Regions from separate parts of the Homo sapiens genome. Here region 1 is linked to region 2. The links are chromatin contacts, found by Hi-C in ENCODE. All regions are on one chromosome and are shown on one strand. The core of a region is the stretch at or near the end of the contact, and the rest is flanking DNA. Distances in the headings are between cores, read along the strand shown. Region 1 holds the start of GPR39 (G protein-coupled receptor 39). Region 2 has its middle 22 kb from the start of FAM201B.

Region 1 (3,591 bases), core at 1,033-3,532, 42 kb before region 2:
CCTAAGCTTTTAACAATTAATGACACACTGGAAGCCAGGGGCTGGTCTGAGGCAAGACCCAGGTCTTTCCATCATTCTCCAAGTGCCTTCCAACTCTCTCTCATGTCTACCTCCTGTCCCTGGAACCTGCTGCCCAGTTGCCCACACCAAAACAAACAGCACCATGATTTATTCCTTTTCCTGATGCCACAGGGGAGAGGGAAGAAGGGAAATGTTTGTTATATCTATTCCTTTTTGATTCACACACGCACAATACATCCTTTTTATTGTTTCTGCTAAAAAAATATATTTTAAAACCCTTTGTTCACACACATTTCATGTGTCTCCATTAAAGCCTTGTCTCCCAGCCACTAGGTCCCTCTTCTGAAGGCTCTGGGGTCAACAGACCTGTGGGCTCTTTTTAAATAGACGAGGCCTCAACTTTAAATACTTGTATCACAACAAAAGTTTGGAAAACAAGCATAAGAATTGGGTCTGTGAGGTGATTATTCAAATCCTAGGAATCGGTGAAGCCAGATTTTCTGGATCAGATAAACAGGCCGTCCTGCCAGGTTGCTCTGGTCTGGTAAGGAACAGACCCACAGTGGCAGAAACCCAAGCCCTGGGGAGTGCTGAGAGCTCCCATGTCTTAAGATTGGGTCGAAGAGGCTCCAAGGAATAAAATAGCAGCCCGAGAGTGTGTGTCGCTCACAGCCTGCTTTCTCCAAAGGAGGAGAAAAATGGGAACAAAATCTAATTGCACAAGAAAGTCTTCCCCGGGTAAAAGAGCTAGATAAGACGGTTCCCTGTATCTCTGCAGAACTTGGTCTTTTGCAAAGGACTTTCACCTGTCCTGCATTACCTAATTTGTCCGTCATATTCTCTAGTATTATTGTCCCCATTTTACCAAAGATTTTTGTGACTTCCCAAAGGTCACAGCAGTGATGTTCTGGAATATACCCAAACCTTCTGGGTTCTGGTCTCGTGCTCTTTTCACCATAATCTACCATGAATCCCCGAAACACAGAGAAGAAACATTCAGAGACCCAGAGCAATGCCCTCATACTGCTACAAGACTCTTCCACCTTAGTAAACTTAAGTGTGCAATTCTAGGGCAAGACTTGCCCTGGAGAGGGCCACAGGCAGTGGCACGGGTCGTGGGGGAAGGTTGGGAAGCTGCTCACGTGTTGCCCCCGACTTAGGACTCACTCAGGAAGATGATGGTCTGCCTCCTGGCGGTCCTGCTCTCTTCGCTCTCGGACTTCCTCAGCTGCGGAGGCCGCGTGCCCCCGGCCAGCGAGCCCTTCTGGCTTTTCATGAGCACCTGCATCATGTTCCAGCACATGAAGGCTACGGAGAGCAGGACCACGAGGTAGACCACGAAGGCGCCGAAGATGCTGGACTGGAACACGGTCCAGCGGCTGGAGAGGTTGGTACAGATGGACATATTGGAGGTCTCGGGCTGCTCGTGGTGGCGGGTGCTGGAGCGGTTGCAAGTGAGACCCCGGTGGCTGGGCACGTTCACCAGGGGGTACTCAGTACCCATGGCAAACAGCAAGGGCAGTGCCACCAGGGCGGAGGTGACCCAGACGAAGCCAATCAGCAGCTTCACCTGGCAAGGTCCCGACACAGCCTTGTACCTGAAGGGGTGACAGATGGCGATGTAGCGCTCAAAGCTGAGTGTCAGCACGTGCAGCAGCGTAGCGTAGCTGCAGGCCTCGAAGAGGAAAGTGTGCAGCTTGCAGGACAGGGTGTAGCTGGACGTGGTCAGGGGATTCCAGATGATGCTGTAGAACTCCATGGGCATGCCGATGAGGAACACCAAGATGTCCGAGCAAGCCAAACTCACCATGTGGTCTGTCACCTCCTTCTGCAAGTATCCTTTCTTCTGCAGCACCTGGGTGACCCGAATGGTGGCGCTGTTCCCCAGAAGGCCCATCACGAAGATGATCAGGTACACCAGAATAAGGGTGATTTTGATCCAGGTGGCCACCTCAAACTCGGGGACATGACTGTGATCAATGATTTGGGAGCAGTCACTGCCCGGGAGGCTGGGTGAAGCCATGAGAAAGAGCACCAGGCTACCAGGTCCAAAGACTTTCTCAACTTCCCTTTCTCCTCCCAGCAGCGTCCAAAATTCTTGGCTGCAAACTCACCTGCGTGGGCGCACGATTTTATCTCACTCGAGTTCTCCTCGCGAAGGTAACTTAGTATTTCAGGTGCTTTCATGGAAACTTGCTGGAGCAGCCCAACCTAGGAGAGGCCCAGGAGGCGCCTGGGTGTTGAGGTTTGGGAGTGTATGTGGCTGGGGCGAGGCGGGGAGAGGGCGGAGGAAGAACGTTCTAAACTCCTGGCTGGCTGGGAGTGAGACCGCAGCACCTGGCGCTCCGCCTCTGCCCCTCTTCGCCGAGGGCGCACTCCGCCTCGCAGCACTCCTCTTCCTTTCCAGCTGCCGGCACTTGAGAGCCCCGGTCCACATTCCCAGAGCACCCTCTCCCGAGCTGCGGGAGGCGGGGTGGTCAGCGATTAATCATTAACCACAGCGGATTGTGCTCAGCGGCCCGGCTGCAGACCCAGCCCAGCGGCGGGGTTTGACTCAGCACATAGGCACGGTCCCTGAAATCAGATCGTGGCTCTCGAGCTACGAGCGACCCACCCCCGCCCCACCCTCCGTCACCCAGGCGGCAGCCGCAGAGGCAGCTGCGGCGCTCCAACCCGACAAGCGTCCCAAGGAGGTGCAGCCCCGGGGAAGCTGGCGACCCTCCCGAGCTGGGAGAAAGACAAACTTCCTCTCGCCCGCACTGCCCCCACGTCCACCGCTGCCCTGGGGGCCCCCTTCGAAGGCGAGGTCACGGCCCGTTTGGTGGTGGCTTGACCGGGGCGTCCCAGAGGAGCCAGCAAGCCCTCGCCTCCTCTGTGGGGTGTTTGCCAAGGACAGCTGGGCTCTGCGCTGCTTGCAGCCGCTGCTCCAGGAAGTCGGCCCCAAGCAGGCTTGCAGGATTCACTATAGAATCCCTGCCTTTCCCCAGAGCCTGCCGGTGTTCTGCGCAGGGCCCTGCCTCGCCTTCCCACGGAGGGACGCGAAGACCCCGGGGTCTCTTCTTTCAGTTTCGCTCCAAGGTGCAGCCGCTTTCCCGGCAGCGGGACGTCTTTTAATTGGGGACATGTATATGGATGAGGATGGCACTCCGCCAGCAAGCCCCAGGTGGGAAGCATGCCCTCCGGAGGGAGCTGTGCCTAGAACGTCGAAGACAGCAGGAGGAGCTGAAGGCTCTGACAAGGCCGTCATGTAAAAACAGCATTAAGGATCATGACCTTTTCCCTCGAATGGACCCATTTTCGTCTTTTAATTCCACAATCAGAGGGAATGAGCAATGAAGGGGGAGGAAGGCTGCCTTATGCGTTCTAGGATGTTTAGCACCTGCATACACACATCCATAGGGACAGCCAAATGTCTCCAGACATTGCTAAATGCCCCTTGCCAGGGAGTGGCAAAGTCAAAGTCAGAACCTCTGCCTCAAAGGAAGAACATGGATCCCCTTTATCTGTACATTCTAGGGGCCTAGCACAAGCCCTCTGTGCTGAAAACATCTCTGAATTATCCCAATCGCC
Region 2 (3,525 bases), core at 176-2,675:
CATTTTAGGTGGGCCCTAAATCTGATAACTGACCCCTTATGAGAAGAAGAAGGACATGCAGAGATGCAGAGAGTGGAATGCCATGGGCAGCTGAGGGAGGAAATTGCAGTGATACAGCTACAAGCCGAGCCACGCCAAGCATTGCCAGCAACCACTGAAAGTGGTGTGAAAGGCACAGAATTCTCTATCAGAACCTGCAAAAAGGACCAGCTCAGCTAATGCTTTGATTCTGGACTTCTAGCCTCAAAAACCATGAGAGAATAAATGTCTTGGTTTTTTGTTTTTGATTTTGTTTTGAGATGGAGTCTCGCTCTGTTGCCCAGGCTGGATTGCAGTGGCACAATCTCAGCTCACTGCAACCTCTACCCCCCGGGTTCAAGTGATTCTCTCTCCTGCCTCAGCCTCCCAGGTAGCTGGGTTAACAGATGCCTGCCACCATGCTCAGCTAATTTTTGTATTTTTAGTGGAGACGGGGTTTCACCATGTTGGCCAGGCTGGTCTCGAAATCCTGACCTCAGGTGATCCACCCGCCTCGGCCTCCCAAAGTGCTGGGATTACAGACGTGAGCCACTGCACCCGGCCTGTTTTTGTTTTTTTAAAAAACAACTTACTTCTTTAGGAGATTCCATGAAAAAGACTCTTGAATATAGATTTCTGATAACTTTGGTGATTATGCCATTGGACTAAAAAAAGAAATGGCCAGGACTAAAATTACAGAGCTGTTTTTGTTCATGAAGATTGTTAACCCAATATGAAGCAAATACAAGAGTCAATTGCATGCACTGAACTATTAGAGAACTGAAATAATTTTTGTGGCTTTTTTCTTTCAAACATTGCTAATTCTTTTTGTTTTGTTTTTCAGAGTCAAGAAAAATTCTTTTTTTAAGCTATTTTAGCCTTGTAAACAAAACCTGATGCATATTTCTCTATCTCTACTTGAATTCTCCAGAATTCAGAAACTATTTCTGAATATTCTTAATCTGTGGCAATATAGCTATTTCCCTAATTTCAGTAAGAATCTGTTTTCTTTTATTATAACAAGACACAATTGGAGTCACATGGTGTTTCAACAAGCTGGATGCCAGCCAGGTACTCATGAGTACTTCCATTTACAGGGGTAATGTTTTCATTCCTCATGATCATCCCACAATGCCCCCTCTTCCGCAGGAAGCAGCCAAAAGAAATGACCAGCAGATTCCCCATGACTGAGGAATTGATACATAGAAAGTGAAGATTGAAACTGCCTCAATTGTCTCATGGAACTAATATTTACAGTTTTTTGAATAAACATAGAAGCTGATTCTCCTTGGTCTTAACACTTCAAACTTACATTTGTCTCATCTGAGTTCCTTCCTCAGGAGATGAACTGAAACTCATCAGATCACTGCATCTAGGCAGTGAGTCATCAGACCCTTAATCCATCATAACTGCTTCCTTACTCCTCCCTAATTCCTGTTTTCCCTCCTTCTCCACTATACAAACCTCCCAATTTTAGTCATCAGAGAGATGGATGTGAGACTCATTCCCACTCTTCTTGGCTGCAGCACCCGATTAAAGCCTTCTTTCCTGACGACACTCATTTCAGTGGCTGGTTTTCTGTGTGGTGAGCAACAGGACCTAGAACAAATCTCTGGTGTTTTGTAACAAGATTTCAGAACAGCATGCAATTTAAAACTTATGAAATGTTTATTTCTAAGACAGGAAATATTTTAGGCTGTGAAATTAAATAGTTCAAACTTAAAGCTGTTGGGACTTTAAATTATACTGAGTCTTGAATGTGCCTATAAAACCTGAGTCACATGACATCCAGCTGCAAATTCTTCCTTTTGTTTCTGTAAATAATTAAAAAGACCAAGCAGTGCTGGAAATAAGACACCCTCAGATTACTGCCCCTCCTCAAAGAGTAATAAAGTAATCTCTATTGGAATGTGGCAATCTGTAAACAATCAAATTGCTATGGCATGTATACCTGATCTTATATGGAAAATGTTGTAATCCTGCTAGAATTTCTCTGTCTTTGCCTATATAATTGAAACTTTAGCTTCCCCACTTATCAAATGCTGACCCTATTTGTCTGGAGTCAGTGCTTTTGTGGGTGGCCATTCCCAAGCTTTGTGCTCAAATAAACTCTATACTTAATCATCTTTTCTGAATCTCATTATTTAAGATTAACATTCTGACAACCTCTGACTATGGTAGTCTGCCTTTATCTGTGGTTTCTCTTTCTATGGTTTCAGTTACCCACAGTCAATCATAGTCAGAAAACAGTAAATGAAAAATTCCAGGAATGAACAATGCATACATTTTAAATTACATGCAGTTCTGAGTAGCGTGATGAACTCTTGTCACCAAAACACTAAGAGTGTGGTCTAGATCCTGTTGCTTGCCACACAGAATGCCAGTCACTGAGATGAATGTTGCCAGGGAAGAAGGCTTTAATCAGGTGCTGCAGCTGAGAAATTCTCTTGTGGACCTTCAGTGATCCCTGTCACTTCACCGACAGATGGGGCACTGGTACTATCAGAGGCATTCAAACTAGAGCAACTCTACCAGGAATAGGAGTGGGGTAAAACGAGGCTGAGACGTGCTAGGCTGCATTCCCAGGAGGTTAGGGATTCTTAGTCACAGGATGAAATAGGAGGTTGGCACAAAATACAGGTCACGAAGACCTTGCTGATAAAACAGGATGCAGTAAAGAAGCCAACCAAAACCTGTCAAAACCAAGATGGTGACTAAAGTGACCTCTGGTCAGCCTCACTGCTCATTATACAATAATCATAATACATTAGCATGCTAAAGAACTCCCACCAGTGCCACAGACAGTTTACAAATGCCATGGCCATGTCTGCAAGTTACCCTTTACGGTCTAAGAAGGGGAAGAACCCTCAGTTCCAGGAACTCCAGGTTCTTTGCCTGGAAAACTCATGAATAATCCACCCTTTGTTTAGCATATAATCAAGAAATAACCATAAAAATAGCCAACCAGCAGCCCTCAGGGCTGCTCTGTCTATGGAGTAGCCATTCTTTTGTTTCTTTACTTCTCTAATAAACTTGCTTTCACTTTACTCTGTGGATTCACCCCGAATTCTTTCTTGCATGAGATGTAAGAACCCTCTCTTGGGGTCTGGATCAGGACCCCTTTCTGGTAACAGCACCAACGCAAAGGATTTTCATTCACCCAGTTTCACAAGAGTCAATGGAGATCTCTGGTAAGGCCCCTCTTGGTCCAAATCATCCCAGGCTCGCTTGCGGATTCAGACTATTTGAGCTACACACATTCCTAACTCAACGGAGTTGGAATTGAAGCTCTACCTCAAGCTAGGAGTTTCATTTGTTACTCTCTAGAGATTCTGCTAATCATGAATTTGTGAGTTTTACTTTTCTCTGAGATTAAGGGGTTGTTTTGGAATTATTCATTAGAGATTTTGATTTTCAACCTTTTCTCTCATTCAGAATTTTAGTCAGTGGGGAAACAGTTTCTCTCTGGAAAGAGGAAGTGGATCTTTGTGGCTTAAGCAAAAATAT

The links. Hi-C counts contacts between places; a loop is a spot of excess contacts on that map. Pooled maps may share reads with other maps.
Region 1: a map of Calu3 shows a loop between it and region 2 (4-fold over the local background). The contact joins the promoter of GPR39 here to the enhancer-like site in region 2. A Hi-C loop is called at or near these places in 1 of 168 maps with a recorded cell type or tissue (Calu3) and 1 of 50 pooled maps.

What each region holds. Positions count from the first base shown.
Region 1 is chr2:132,415,496-132,419,086 of GRCh38, reverse strand. GPR39 (G protein-coupled receptor 39) reads right to left here and starts at 2,282. Exons shown (of 2, transcript NM_001508.3): 1 at 1,189-2,282. The coding sequence starts at 2,044. It overlaps LOC124905948, which reads left to right and starts at 2,043. Exons shown (of 4, transcript XM_047446885.1): 1 at 2,043-2,181; 2 at 2,551-3,591. The coding sequence starts at 2,043. The coding sequence ends at 3,272. RefSeq lists a silencer at 2,357-2,651 and an enhancer at 2,357-2,651.
Region 2 is chr2:132,372,716-132,376,240 of GRCh38, reverse strand. No RefSeq gene overlaps it. Among named protein-coding and RNA genes, the nearest start is that of FAM201B, 22 kb to the right of the region's middle. Within about 2 kb of position 1,425, at least 4 of the 41 ENCODE cell types and tissues checked have a DNase peak (open chromatin) inside an H3K27ac peak, as active enhancers do.